Regions from separate parts of the Homo sapiens genome. Here region 1 is linked to region 2. A link is a loop called in an ENCODE intact Hi-C map of the cell type or tissue named here. Cell type or tissue: CD4-positive, alpha-beta T cell. All regions are shown on one strand. Links, peaks and the distances in the headings refer to the core of each region. The heading gives the core; the rest is flanking DNA.

Region 1 (8,438 bases), core at 3,336-8,335, 210 kb after region 2:
CCTAAAGTCCCTACAAGATCTTTGCAAAGGACTCTCAGAGATCCTCTTCCATTTGGTATTTGGGAGCACAAAGATCCAAGTAGTACAGTAGTTATCAGCACTACAGCCTGCACTACCCACTTTCTGGATCTCTGTGCAGTTCAGTTCCCTGAATAATCTATAAAATGAAAACAGGCTCAGAGGAGTGGTTTACAAACCTTTAACAAAGAAAGCTTTTTAAAAATCCCCATGCAGGCAGTCTCCAAGGCACCTATTGTCAACCCCTGGGGCTCTGTGAAGCAAACCTGAAAGACACGGGTCTGTCCGATTCCCGGGGCTGTTTCTGTGCTCAAGTGAAAAGATTAGTTGGGTGGGCTCAGAATCTACATCTTCATGGACAAAGCACCAGAATGATCTGATGTCTGTCATTCAGGCTAGGGAAGAGCCAAGACTTACTCCCAACCCATGAGGCTGTGCCAAAGTCCTAATATTCCCTGAGTCATACACAGGCTCATGGAGCCCATTCCTAGTCCCACCTCCTCAGAATTCAGGACCAACAAAATCCTCTTTAGCAAGGAGAAATAATCCTGCTGATCCACGAAATGCCACAATTAGCAATTTATCCTTTTGCTAAAGCACTTGCGAGTCCCCATAGGAGGAGGCATTCATCCCACACTCTTCCAGGTAAACAAGGTCATGAGGGCCACTCCTCCCCATGAGAAGCAGCAGAGCAATTACATCCTAGGCACCTGAGGCAGGCCTACTGACTCAAGAAGATGGCAAGTCTCATCTTCACTGCTTCTTCCCCTCAGTCTGTACATATAACCATCCTCATGCCCTTGTGCCTGCTTAGCCCCCTTAACCATGAAGCACTCAGAGACAAGTTACACTGTGTTCTTGCTTGGCCTGACTGGCCCAGCCTTTTCTTCCAGCTTTAGGAGCCTCAGACCTTCAGCCTCTACAGGCCATTTAGCTCCTCTGTGCTGACAGGAACATGAAATCCAGAGATGCTGGGAGGTAGAAGGCAGCCTCCTCTTCCCCAGAGTGCAGCTGATGGAGGCTGGAGGCAGCCGCTGGAGGTAGCCAGCAGCATGCACAAAAAGCTTTCCCCACTCAGTCCTCTTCCATGCCTTCCTGAAGCCACTTTAAATACTGCACATCTCCTTAATCCACAGGGAGACTGAAGATCTCTGGGATTTCAAAAGGATGTACAGCCTTTGGAGAGAAAGCAAAGCCCTATAAGTGACTATGATTAGAATCAACTCGTGATAAAACCCAACTGGCCAGCCTCAAGGGAGGCCCTCTGCAACCTGCCGCACCCCACCTGTCCAGGCCCACGGCCTGTCACTCCCTAGCCTATGTTTCCCATCTGTCAATAAGTGGCCAGTTAGGCCAGATAGCTTTAGAGTCTCACAGACATGGGTTCAAATTCTAACTTTGCCCCTACTAGCTGTCTGACTATGGACAAGTCACTTAGTTTTCTTTAAATGCTCCTATTTTTAAAAAAAAAAAAAAGGCCCTACATGACTGGACTGCTGAGGATTAATTAACACAAGGTATACAAAGCACTTACCCAGTATACCAGCTGGCACTGTATGCATTCATTACATGTGAGCTACTCTTTTTATTATTATCCTATACACATCACTTCCCAAAACAATCCCCCCTCCCCCAGTATCTCTGTATTCTTTTGCCCACCTAGATTCCACCTGCTCCTGCTGATCAATCAAAAGCCTATTCTTGCTTAAAAAAAAAAAAACTTCTCTGTCCCTCAAGGTCCAATTCAACCACTGACCTTTCCCAAGGGATCTTCCCTGACAAACAAGGTCTACAGGAATCTATCTTCCTCTCCTGTGTCTTTCGCCTGGCCCTTGTCACACAGTGCAAGTTCTCTTCACTTTCTAGACTGAAGGAACATGAGGACTTGGGCCTCAGTGTCCCATCTGTCAAATGAGGATTATAATCCTCTGCCTCCTTTCTGCTGAATGAGGTGTTTTAAAGTTCCCGTAACATGCTTAATAAATCACAGCATATGTATACATTCACATGTTGCTTCAAATGTATGCTTAAATATTCTGTACGTTGGGTGCCTGAGGATAATGAATTTTGTTAACTTATGTGTTTTTATAAGCAGACATACAGAATTCAAAGACATTTTTAACACATTAGGAATAAGAGCTGAGACTGATAAAGCATTTCATGTACAGGTTTCACATATTAATTTCCATATGCATAACAACCCATTAGTATAATCCCAATTTTACAGAAGGGGCAACTGAGGCACATAAAATATTCATATTTTCCAAGCACTATGGAACAGTGGCAGGTGGGGAGCCAGGTTTCAAGGTAGGAGGTCCAACTCTCTTAACCCTGAAGCTGTCCCTCACCAGTTAAATTTTAATTTCTCCACAGTACTGGCTCTACCAATGGTTCCTTACTCTCTCACCTCTGCTGAGGTGGTATCATGAGGGCCTCCTCTAGAGCTAGTTTGAGACCCAGGGGAACGGTGTATTCACAGAATCTTAGTTCCCTAAGGAGTAAAGAAAAGGTTTCATCATCCATATAGGTGGTTTGCATCTCTGGCCCTACGTTAGAGTCAACCTCAGAAGGTTCAGGTGACCACGTTAGAGTCATCTAAAAAGAAAGGTGCTTTTTAGTACCACTATACTTGATCCCCGCCCTGGCCAAATTAAGTCGAAATCTGTGAGGTGGGGCCTAAATTGGTAGTTTGAAAAATGTTTCCAAGTGATGCTAATACATAGCAGCCAGCGGTGAGAAACACTGGTTTAGACCAGTGCTTCTCAAGATTTAATGTGCACAGAAATCCCCTGGGGGTCTTGTTAAACTATAATTTGATTCGGTAGGTCTGGGGTGAGCAGGAGATTCTACAGTTCTTGAAAGCTCCCAGGTGATGCCAATTCCAAAAATTCCACTTCTGAATGATAAAGGTTTATACTAGAGGTTCTCAAAGTGAAGGTCCACTGACCCATGGGGATCTCCAGGACTCTAGGGGGTCCATGGGGTCAAAACTACTTTCATAACAATATTATTTTATTATTTATCCTTTTACTATGTTGACATTTGCACTAATGGTTAAAAAAAAAAAAAAGAAAAGAAAAGAAAAAACAAACAACAGGCTGGGTGTGGTGGCTCATGCCTATATCCCAGCACTGTAGGAGGGCGAGGCAGGTGGATCACTTGAGTCCAGGAGTTGAAGACCAGCCTGGCCAACATAGCAAAACTCTGTCTCTACCAAAAAATAAAGACAAAAAAAATAATAAGCCGGGCATGGTGGCGGGCACCTGTAATCCCAACTACTTGGGAGGCTGAAACAGGAGAATCGCTTTAACCCGGGACACAGAGGCTGTAGTGAGCTGAGATCATGCCGCTGCATTCCAGCCTGGACAACAGAGTGAGACTCCGTCTCAAAAAAAAAAGAAAAAAAAAAAGACTCCCTACACTCACATCCTCACTAACAGGATGTTAGTGGCTTCTATTTTTCCCTCCCAAAAGTACCTGGAGAAGGGAACAAAACCAAATTATGATGCTCCTAAGAGGAGCTCAGTGAAGTGTCAAACCTGGCCCACCTAAGTGACCTACTGAGGAGAAAACTTTAAAATCTTTCCAAGCCTATATAAACAAGTCTAGAGTTGACCAAGGCCTCACATGTCATCTGGTCCAACGATTCCAATGCATGCATCTGGCATTTGCCTGAACATTCCTGGAGGTGGGAGGTTCATCATCTCTTGATGAAGTCCATCTAACTTAAAGGTTTTCACAAGATGCTTTTTCTTATAGTGTGCCAACATCTGCCACCTAGCTTTTTCCCCAACTGGCCTCATCAAGAACCACCCCAGGACAGCCCTGCAGAAACTCCTATGTCTTCTCTGCTTGAGCTCTTCCAGTGCTCATCCTACACACTAGTGCTATTTTGATCACTGACTTTCCAAGGAGAGTGCCCATAAATGAATAACTAAAAACACGGAAGACTGCAGGGAAGAAGTAAGCCTTATAGTTATGGAAACTTTTAGATGCTGAAAACAAAGTCAGAAATGATGATCAGAAGACAGTATAAGAACACCATCAGGGGAAAGGAAAGACATTTACCCTGAGAAGATCAACAAGGGCAAATCTAAGATGACCAAGGCCACTGGCCCTTCCTGTGTCACAGGACTGTGGCAAAATAATACATCACGAGAAAGGATGGGCATATAAAGGAAATAGTAGGATGAAATTCTATTCAATTTCCCAACACTGGTTCCCAGACTGGCTAAATGTGACTTATCTATACAAGTCTTTAAAAATTCAGAGACCTGGGCCCCATCCTCAGGGCGACTAATTGAATAGATTGAGGCTGGAGTTCAGGGATAGACCGCATGGCCAAATTTGGGAACTATGACTACAGATGGTGTGAGCCACTGAGGAAATAACATCACTGGGGAGAAAAAGGTAGCTTTCATTATATAGCTTATATGACCTTGAGAATGTATATTATGTCTCTCTCTTTTGAGGGTGTAAGGGAGAGAGGGAAGGAAATGAGAAACATGATCATCAGGGAAAGGAAGACGTACGACAAATCCTGCACAGCTAGTGCCAGGATGCTAAAGTATTGTGATGAGGGAAATGGTGCAGACCAGGCTTCTAAAGTGAAGTTGTTAATGAAATGAAAGGTAGACAATACGCAGAAGCAGCCTGTCATATATGCTAAACTGTCTGTTTTCTGGAGAATCCAAAAGCATTGGAAACTGTTTTCTCTGATATCCCTAGTTGGTTTACTCAAGGATAAAATGCCCAGACTTCCTTCCTAACAGCAGGCTAATTGATTTAACCAAAGAATGTGCAAACAAGATATACTGTTCCTAAATTATGCAGTTTTTCCTTCCTTCTCTATACAGTCTATTTTTGCTTTTGTTGGACAACATCCCACTGATCGATCGATCTCTGAATAAAAACACTGAAATGGACTGTTGATTATCTAAATGCCTTTGAGTTATTCTGACAATTCCTTTAATTCAGTGTTCTTTACACCAGCCAGGACCTGACCCTAGCACTCCCCACACTCCCCCCACTCCCCCTCCAATGGCAACAGCAAAACTCACAGTGAAGATGCCTTGAGTAGGATGTTCACAGAGGCAGCCAGCTCCTTATCCAGCATGGCCCTGAAGCAAAGGCACAGGGTGGCAGTTACTGGAGCAAGTCCTGGGGTCTCAAGAAAGGGGAAGGGGATGGGGTTCCAGGGACTTACCCAGGAAACCTGACTCTAAGTAGACAGGCTTTTAGCATTCCCTCCCCTTACATCCTCCCTGCTCAAACCAGCACATTCCATAACTATCAGGCACAAAACCTCTGAAGATAAGCTGTTTGTAAGTCCTTCTCTGGGTGAGGAGAGAAGCAGGGAAGCACCTATGGGAAGGCAGTTTGAATAACAGGCCCAGTCTGCTTAGAGAATGGGAGTTAACACTGAACCAAAAATAAGAAGACCTAGGTTCCATTCCCCGTCCTGCAGTAACATGGCTGTGTGATCTTAAGTTCCTTCTTTCATTCTAGTAAGAAGTATTCAAGCACCTACTCTGAGATAGGCCCTTTCCCACCTCTCAACTTGAATCTCCTATTGGTACAAGAGGATTGGTTTAGCTGGTGGTTTCCAACCTTTTTCACTACCGAGAACTTCTTTTATTATGCCACCTTCTGCTGTTAACTCTCAGAGATGCATCTGGTTGATGGGTGCTTTGATTTGTAGATACCCATGTGACCGCACAGAGCTGATACAACTCCAAAGCAAAAGCAAAAAAAGAATCATATCCTGTGTTCATTTTGGCAAATACAAGCTCTTTTCACTTGTTATTAAAGGTTTCTACCACAGCCCTAACAGCATAGTCATCTCCTTTACAGACCTCTAAGATTTTTTGACTGACTCCAGGCTGAAATGCCTTGTCAGATGTTGTTTGTGTGTGTGTTTTAGAGACAGAGTCTTGCTCTGTCACCCAGGCTGGAGTGCAGAGGCACAATCTTAGCTCACTACAGCCTCGAACTCCTGGGCTCATGCAATCCTCCCACTTTAGTGTCCCAAGTAGCTAGGACTACAAGCATGCACCACCATGCCTGGCTAACCTAAAAAAAATTTTTTTTTACAGATGGGGTCTCATTTTCTGGCCCAGGCTGGTCCCAAACTCCTGGCCTCAAGTGATCCCCCTAACTCAGCGTCCCAAAGTGCTGGGATTACAAGTATGAGCCACTGCGCCTGGCCCAGATCACCTTTAATATTATACTGGATTTCAATCTCAGTCTGATTGCTGTGCATAGAATTGGTGAACACAATAAATTGTGTCTGAACTAGTACACGTGTCATAGAAATAGGAGCACCATCAGTGCAAGGAAGAAGTGTTCCCAACCATCCAAACTGCAAGCCCTCAGAGTGTAGCAGGCCCTGACAAATCTTCCTCAGATCTCTGACAGCCAAAGGTCTCCATTCCATGAAGTGCTTGGACCCTGCCAAACAAACCTTATCTGAGCCCTGCTCCCTGCTCTCTCCTTCCCTCAGCTGCTGCCAAGAGAATTGACCTACTCTGTCTTCCCTCAGGTTGAACACTGCTGAATTTAAGGGCTCCATACTAATGTGACATTACCGCCACCATCATCGTTCCTTTGGAAAGTTCCAAGAGGTAAATAAGTTCCTGACTGTGAAGAGTGACACATGGCATGAATCTGCTTTTGCAATTGCTGCCAGTCTTACTCAGTCACCCACTGAGAAATTATATTTTAGTGGTTCTGGAGGTGGCATGCAAACACAGGCAGAGTTACACCTCTAGAAAAAAGAATCCCATTGTCTCACAGGCCTTTCCCAGTCTCTTTGAGAGTGTAGACTCCTTGGGGACTGATCACAGCAACCTGAAAGATTACAGAACTGTTGAGCATTTGGTTATTCAAAAAGCCCATAGGGCTATAGAGTTGACTGAATGTAATTTTAAATCACACACACACACACACAAAACCAGCAGTGAGTCATCCATGGGGTGCCCAGGTTCTAGGAAAGCAGAAGACAGATGTGTAGAGCTACTAGGATCTCTAAAAACTGCAGCCATCACAGAATACTGGCTCACAAACCAGATGCATAGATCAGCTCTCACAGCATTTTTTTTAAATTCTTGATTTTGTTAACAAAATTTCCTTTTTTTTTTTAGTCAGAAAAAAAAAATTTCTTTTTTTGTCTCTCTGTCAACCAGGCTCCCCTCAGACTCAGATTCTGTATCCATCACCTTCACCTAAATGACATCCTCTTCTTCATGTCTTCCTTCTCTTTCTTCAAGTCCTTTGCTTTATTTTGAAGGTTCTTTTGCATCTCTTCATAGGTATAAGCAATTTATTGAAACCTTTTTTAAAAGTCAGGCTTCAATCCAGGAAAGGATCCATATGAATTGTAGCATCAGACAGCATTCAATTTCCTCTGCAAAGACTTCTTCCTATGGAAATAGACTCTCAGTGATGACCAAAGACAGAAACTTGAGTAGCTCATTAATTTCACTTTCCCTAATATCAATAAATCTTAAACCCACCTGTTTTGCAGACACTAAGATTTTTTTTAACTTCTTCATTAGCTCTAGGGAAATATGCATCATTCACACATCCTCCCACAGTTTCCAGCAAGCTTAAGAGTGGCTGATTTTATATCACCCATCACCTCTTTTATCACTACCAAAGCATCGGCAATATTGTACTGTTGCCATGCTTCTTTCAGAGTAAGGTGAGGGTTTTTTCAATACAGTCAGCAAAGTGGTCAAACATATGCTTGATTATGTTCAAATGCTTCAGTTATACCCTGACCCAAGGGCTGAAGAAAGCTAGGGCCTTCCTGAGGGAGAAACACAGTATCAACATTAGAATGAACAAAGAATAATGAATCTGGGTGATTGGGACCTCTGTCCACAGTTAGCAACATTCTGATTTCCAGATTTTTTTTGTTAAATGACTTCGGATTTGATGGATAAAAAAATTGTAAAACTAATCCAAAAAGTGGCAGTGGTGATTCTGGGTGTGATTACAAGAAAACAGGAAGGCGTTTATCTCTAAAAGACAAGTGGGGTGTTAGAGTCTTTGTAAAGCAGCAGTGGTTTTATCATTTTGTCACCTGAGGCACTGCCACAAAAAAATGAGGGAAATCCTGTCCTTAGCTTCCTCTAAGCTTTCCAGATTTTTGTCTTTTGCCCCAAAAGTAGGAAGGCATGCACTGCAAAAGATGGGTCATCTCCTTGGCGTTGAAGACCTGTTGAGGCACAAAGCCTCTCTCCAGTTGCTTGGAATACTCGATACCCACTCAGGATTTAAGGGTCCTTCCTCCCCATCAACTTCGTATGTTGCAAAACAGCAGCGATTTTTAAAGTTCTCAAACCATCCCTTGCTCGCATGATACTTATTTGGGTTGTCCTCCCCAGATGTTTCCCATTGGTTCCCTGTAGATGTAT
Region 2 (5,000 bases), core at 1-5,000:
CATTGGAACAGGAACTTGTTTTGAGTGCAGAAAGATGGTGAAGGCATGCTAAAAAAGAAAAAAAGAAAAACAACAACAACAAAAAAACAAGGAGCCTTATCATATCCTTTCTTACTCATGGTATTTCCTTGTATTAGGGAACTATTATGTGTACCTTGAATATGATAACATAGAAAGAAAGGGAAAGATAGGATAATTCACAGTTTCTTTTTCTTTCAGGCTTTCCTTGTCCTCAGAAAGCAAAGGTGGAGAGTGTGGGTAGAACATACACATATCAAAAAGTAAAATAAAAACAGCTGAGCTAGTTTTGTGCATAATTTCCACTGTTCTGGGAAGAATGGAATATATATACATGTATGAACTATGACATACAAATGGTGTAATTTTGGCAATTGCACATGCAAGTGAAATGCTGTTATATTTGCAGCTTAAACTGGTACACAATATGAAGATGAATGATAAAAGTCATGCCAATAATTAAAGTTATTAATTTCCCTTTATTTACAATGATGTTAAATAGCAAATCTTAAAAAGCACCATGACAAATTGAGGGAAAGACTACAGATGAAAGGAAAAGGCTTTTTTTTGAGACAGTCTTGCTCTGTAGCCCAGGCTGGAGTGCAGTGGTATGATCTTGGCTCACTGCAGCCTCGACCTCCTGGCTTCAAGCAATTCTCGTGCCTCAGCGCCCCAAGTAGCGGGGTTTCAGGCACATGCCACCACGCCCGGCTAATTTTTGTATTTTTTGTAGGGATGGGTTTTTGCCATGTTGGCCAAGGTAGAGGAAAAGGCTTTATGTTTATATTTTAATACCTTAACAGCATTTTTCCTGCTTTTTTGAATAAGAGATGCCACATTTTTATCTTGCACAAGATCACTCAAATTATGTAAGTGGCCAGAGCTACTTTTTTGTGTGTGTGATTCTGGGCTTTTATTATTATTTTTGAGACAGAGTCTCGCTGTGTCACCCAGGCTGGAGTGCAGTGGCACGATCTCCGCTCACTACAACCTCCATGTCCTGGGCTCAAGTGATTCTCCTGCCTCAGCCTCCTGAGTAGCTAGGATTACAGGCGCCCACCACCACACCCAGCTAATTTTTGTATTTTTAGTAGAGACAAGGTTTTACCGTGTTGGCCAGGCTGGTGTCGAACTCCTGACCTCAGGTGATCTGCCTGCCTCGACATCCCAAAGTGCTGGGATTACAGGTGTGAGCCACTTCGCCCGACCTGATTCTGGGATTTTTAAATGAAGCAATACAGACCTTCTGATTATCAGATTCTTTGTCTGTAAAATGAGTATAATGCTGAATCATTCCAACCAACATCAAGTGACTTCTGCTGCTGGGCAATTATTTTATTAATTTAATATTTTCTATATAACTTTTATGAAGAGATCCAGAAAGCATTCTAGGGGTCTCAGGATAAATAGGGGGAAATAAAATTACTTAGAGTCAGCTGGGTGGGGTGGGGAGGGATAGACTAAGTGTTTTGAGAGATTTGGCAGTTATTTTGGAAGGAAAAAAAAATTCAAAGATTTTGTGATACCTGGTTTTTTTTCTTGTAAAAAACAGAGACTTTAGCATGTCTTCTTTTAAAAATAATTGAAGCAGAAAGAAAAGAGTTGGAAAAGCAAGAAACAGTAATCCTAGAAAGAGTAATCATAAGAACTCCATAAATGTTTATGTGATTTTCAGTGCTAAGAAAGATCGCATTTCAGCATTCTTAAGAAGAAGGCAAAGCAGCTGTTATCTCAAGGAAGCAAAGAAGCTGGTTCTCAGAAGAGTTATTAATGTAAGATGAGAAGCCAGAGTTTACCATGAAAAGCTGTCGCACCTAAGCATTGACTTAATCAGCACGAATTATTCCAGCTTTCTTTGGGAAGCTATTAAGTTAATACCAGCAGGTGGCGCTTTCAAAGTAGGCTCCTGAAGCTGCTGCTCTTCAGGAACTTAAAGTACACTTGCTAATTATAAGCATTGATGACCGAGGAGCAAGGACCTATTTGGGTGGTGGTAGTGAATGTAAGGAGCTTTGATGAAAGTTATATTTTTAGAAAAACAGCTAATCTAGTGTAAAATTACTATTGCTATGTAATAAATTCCCCCAAACTTAATGACGTAAGATAACAACACACCTTAATTATCTGCCCAGTTCCTATGGGCAGGAATTCAGGAATGGCTTAGCTAGGTAATTCTGGGTTAGGTTCTCTTATGAGGTTGCAGTCAAGATGACAGCTGGGCTGCAGCCACCTAAAGGCATGACTAGGGCTGGAGGATTCACTTCACATGGCTCTGGGCGGGAGGCCGTGGTTCCTTTCTACGTGGGCTTCTCCATAGGCTTCCTGAGTGTGCTCACTACATGGGGGCTTCCCCTAGAACAGGCCGTTCAAGAGAGAAAAAGGCAGAAACAGCAATGTCTTGTATGACCTAACCTCAGAAGTCACACATCTTCACTTTTGCTGTATTCTATTGGTCAGATGAATCGGTGTGATACAGTGTGGGAAGGGACCACACAGAGGCATGAATACGAGGGAGGTAAGGACCACTGGGAGCCATCTTGGAGTCTGGCTACCACATTTAGCCACTGGATGAGTAACAGGTATTAGAATTAGATGAAGGAACTTATGCTGAACAAAAAGCAACATTGTCTGAAAAAGCGTGGCTCAGTGGAACCAAAGAAGGTGGTTAATGAGCTGAGCTTGATTCATTAGAAGGTCTAGGGTACAGAAAGAACAGATTCAGGTGAGGTTATAAAACTGTGAGAGATAAAGGGAGAGTGAGCATCTCCTCCTTGTATGTTGTTTCCTTTTGATTCCTCTAAGGAAAATATGCTTAACTAAATTCCATTATTAACACTGGATTTTCTCTTAGCCTTATTATTTTCCACTTCCTCCCTACTTCCTTATCTGAAATCCTATCCTATTCCATTATTATTTAGGATGTGAAGTGGCCTTTTGGGACATGCTATTCCAACCCACTGCTTTGGTGACTTTCAAGCATAGTTTAAGCAATGGCTTCCTTCTCTATTTTTCCCAGTTACCATTCAATCTTCAAATACAAATTTATCCACGGTGGATTTGAACCACTGTATTTCCCAGAATGTGGCTTATCCAGTTATTCTCTGACTCTTTCCACCTCTCACCTTTTCAGTTTGTCTTCCCAATCTGCCATCTGCCTGGTGGTCATTTCAGCCAGTCTTGCTCCAGCTCTATTGAGGAAGGGAGAACCAGACATAAGCCAGACTAGGTATTCAATTATGTCACATTTATTCCCACCTTGTGCATTTGAACCTTTGCCTAGAATACACAATAGTATATAATAAGAATCAAAATGTGTGGACTGGGATATAAATTATTTAAGAGTTTATAAAATACAGAATTAGTTACAGACAAAAAAGGCCGGGCATGGTGGCTCACGCCTGTAATCCCAGCACTTTGGGAAGCCGAGGTGGGTAGATCACTTGAGGTCCAGAGTTGGAGGCCAGCCTGGCCAATATGGTGAAACCCCATCTCTACTAAAAATACAAAAATTAGCCAGGCATGGTGGCTCACCCCTGTAGTCCCAGCTACTTGGGAGGCTGAGGCATGAGAATCACTTGAACCAAGGAGGCAGAGGTTGCAGTGAACTGAGATTGCACTACTGCACTCCAGCCTGTGTGACAGAGTGAGAATCCATCTAAAAAAAAAATTTTATATATACATATATATACACACATATATCTGGAGAAGGTGTCAAAGAGAAGGTAAGACTTCAGCATGGTTTCGTATCTTTCCTGGCTTTTTTCTATGGATCCCAAACAATCAAATCGAAATTTCTGCAAATTATTAGATGTGTTCCCTGAAGCACTACATTTTTCTGAGCCTTAGTTTACTCATTGGTAACCAGAGGGTAATAACACCCTTCTGCATGGTTGTCAAGATAAGAGATAATTTAGCAAGTTAATTATCACAATAACTGATAAATGTTGGAAGCTAATAATGGGTAGCTATTGTGTTGTCACCATTTGGATAAGCTCCTTAAAGGCTGAGAATACATCCTGTATGTCTGAGTCTCATAAAATCTCGTTTAAATGCAGTGGAGTTTACAGGTCTTATTGAGACGTGATTAACATTTATGGCATTTCCTCTTAATTGCTAGACTGATTACTGAGAAGCGAGAAGAATGCTTCAAACAACACCGGATTTAAAGTCTGAGAAGGATATTTTGGAGCAAAGAACTTCTACAACTTATGAGATAAAGAAGTAGGTTACACGGAATCTACTAAAGGCAATCAATGCCATAACAAGAGACAAAACTGTTTAGAGTGCCTTCTAAAAAGGATTCTAGTCCATTTACACTCATTTACTTGTTATTATTAATCAGTAAGGACTTAGTATTGACATTTTGTTACTCGTTTTCTGCTTGTTTTGTTGGTCCTCTCTTCCTTTCTTCCTTCCCATCTTCCTTTGTGTAAAAGTGATTTTCTCTAGTAGTATGTTTTAATTCCTTGCTTTTTATTTTTTGTGTAGCAATTATAGGTTTTTGGTTTGTAGTTATCATGAGGCTTGCAAATAACATCTCATAAACAATTATTTTAGACTTATAACAACTTAACTATTATCAGAAAGAAAAGTTTTTAAAAACAAGCAGAGAAAGCCAAACAAACATCTACACTTTTTCCTGCATTTTGACTTTTTGTTTTATCTATTTGTATCTTTTTACATGGTCTGTCTCTTAAAAAATAATTGTAGTTACTATTTTTGATAGGTTTATCATTTAGTCATTCTATTAAGTATATGAGTGGTTTACATACTGCAATTACAGTGTTACATTATTCTGTATTTCTCTGTGTAATTATTTTTACCAGCGAGTTTTATACTTTTAGATTATTTCTTCTTGCTCATTAATAGCCTTTTCTTTCAGATTGAAAAAACTTCCTTTAGCATTTCCTATAAGATAGGTCTAATGTTGATAATATTCCCCAGCTTTTGTTTGTCTAAGTGTTTCTCCATGTCTGAAAAAT

The links. Hi-C counts contacts between places; a loop is a spot of excess contacts. Peaks named below come from ENCODE experiments on the same cell type or tissue, not always from the same donor. Only the 100,000 strongest peaks of a DNase experiment are listed, where the experiment ranks them.
Region 1: a loop joins it to region 2, with 8 times the contacts of the local background. A loop is called at or near these places in 10 of 110 quality-filtered maps.

The regions. Positions count from the first base shown.
Region 1 is chr9:120,843,994-120,852,431 of GRCh38, reverse strand. It overlaps the pseudogene CUTALP. Among named protein-coding and RNA genes, the nearest start is that of PSMD5, 5.3 kb to the right of the region's middle. In CD4-positive, alpha-beta T cell, for the core only: no CTCF peak of the experiment used is centred there; a DNase peak (open chromatin) is centred at 5,701; H3K4me3 peaks cover 979 bases; H3K27ac peaks cover 3,064 bases.
Region 2 is chr9:121,057,133-121,062,132 of GRCh38, reverse strand. It overlaps LOC124902261 (a long non-coding RNA gene), which reads right to left. Exons shown (of 3, transcript XR_007061753.1): 3 at 3,129-3,206. It also overlaps a transcript of C5 not described here. Among named protein-coding and RNA genes, the nearest start is that of C5, 9.4 kb to the right of the region's middle. In CD4-positive, alpha-beta T cell, for the core only: CTCF peaks have their summits at 1,686 and 1,889 (motif pointing right); a DNase peak (open chromatin) is centred at 1,902.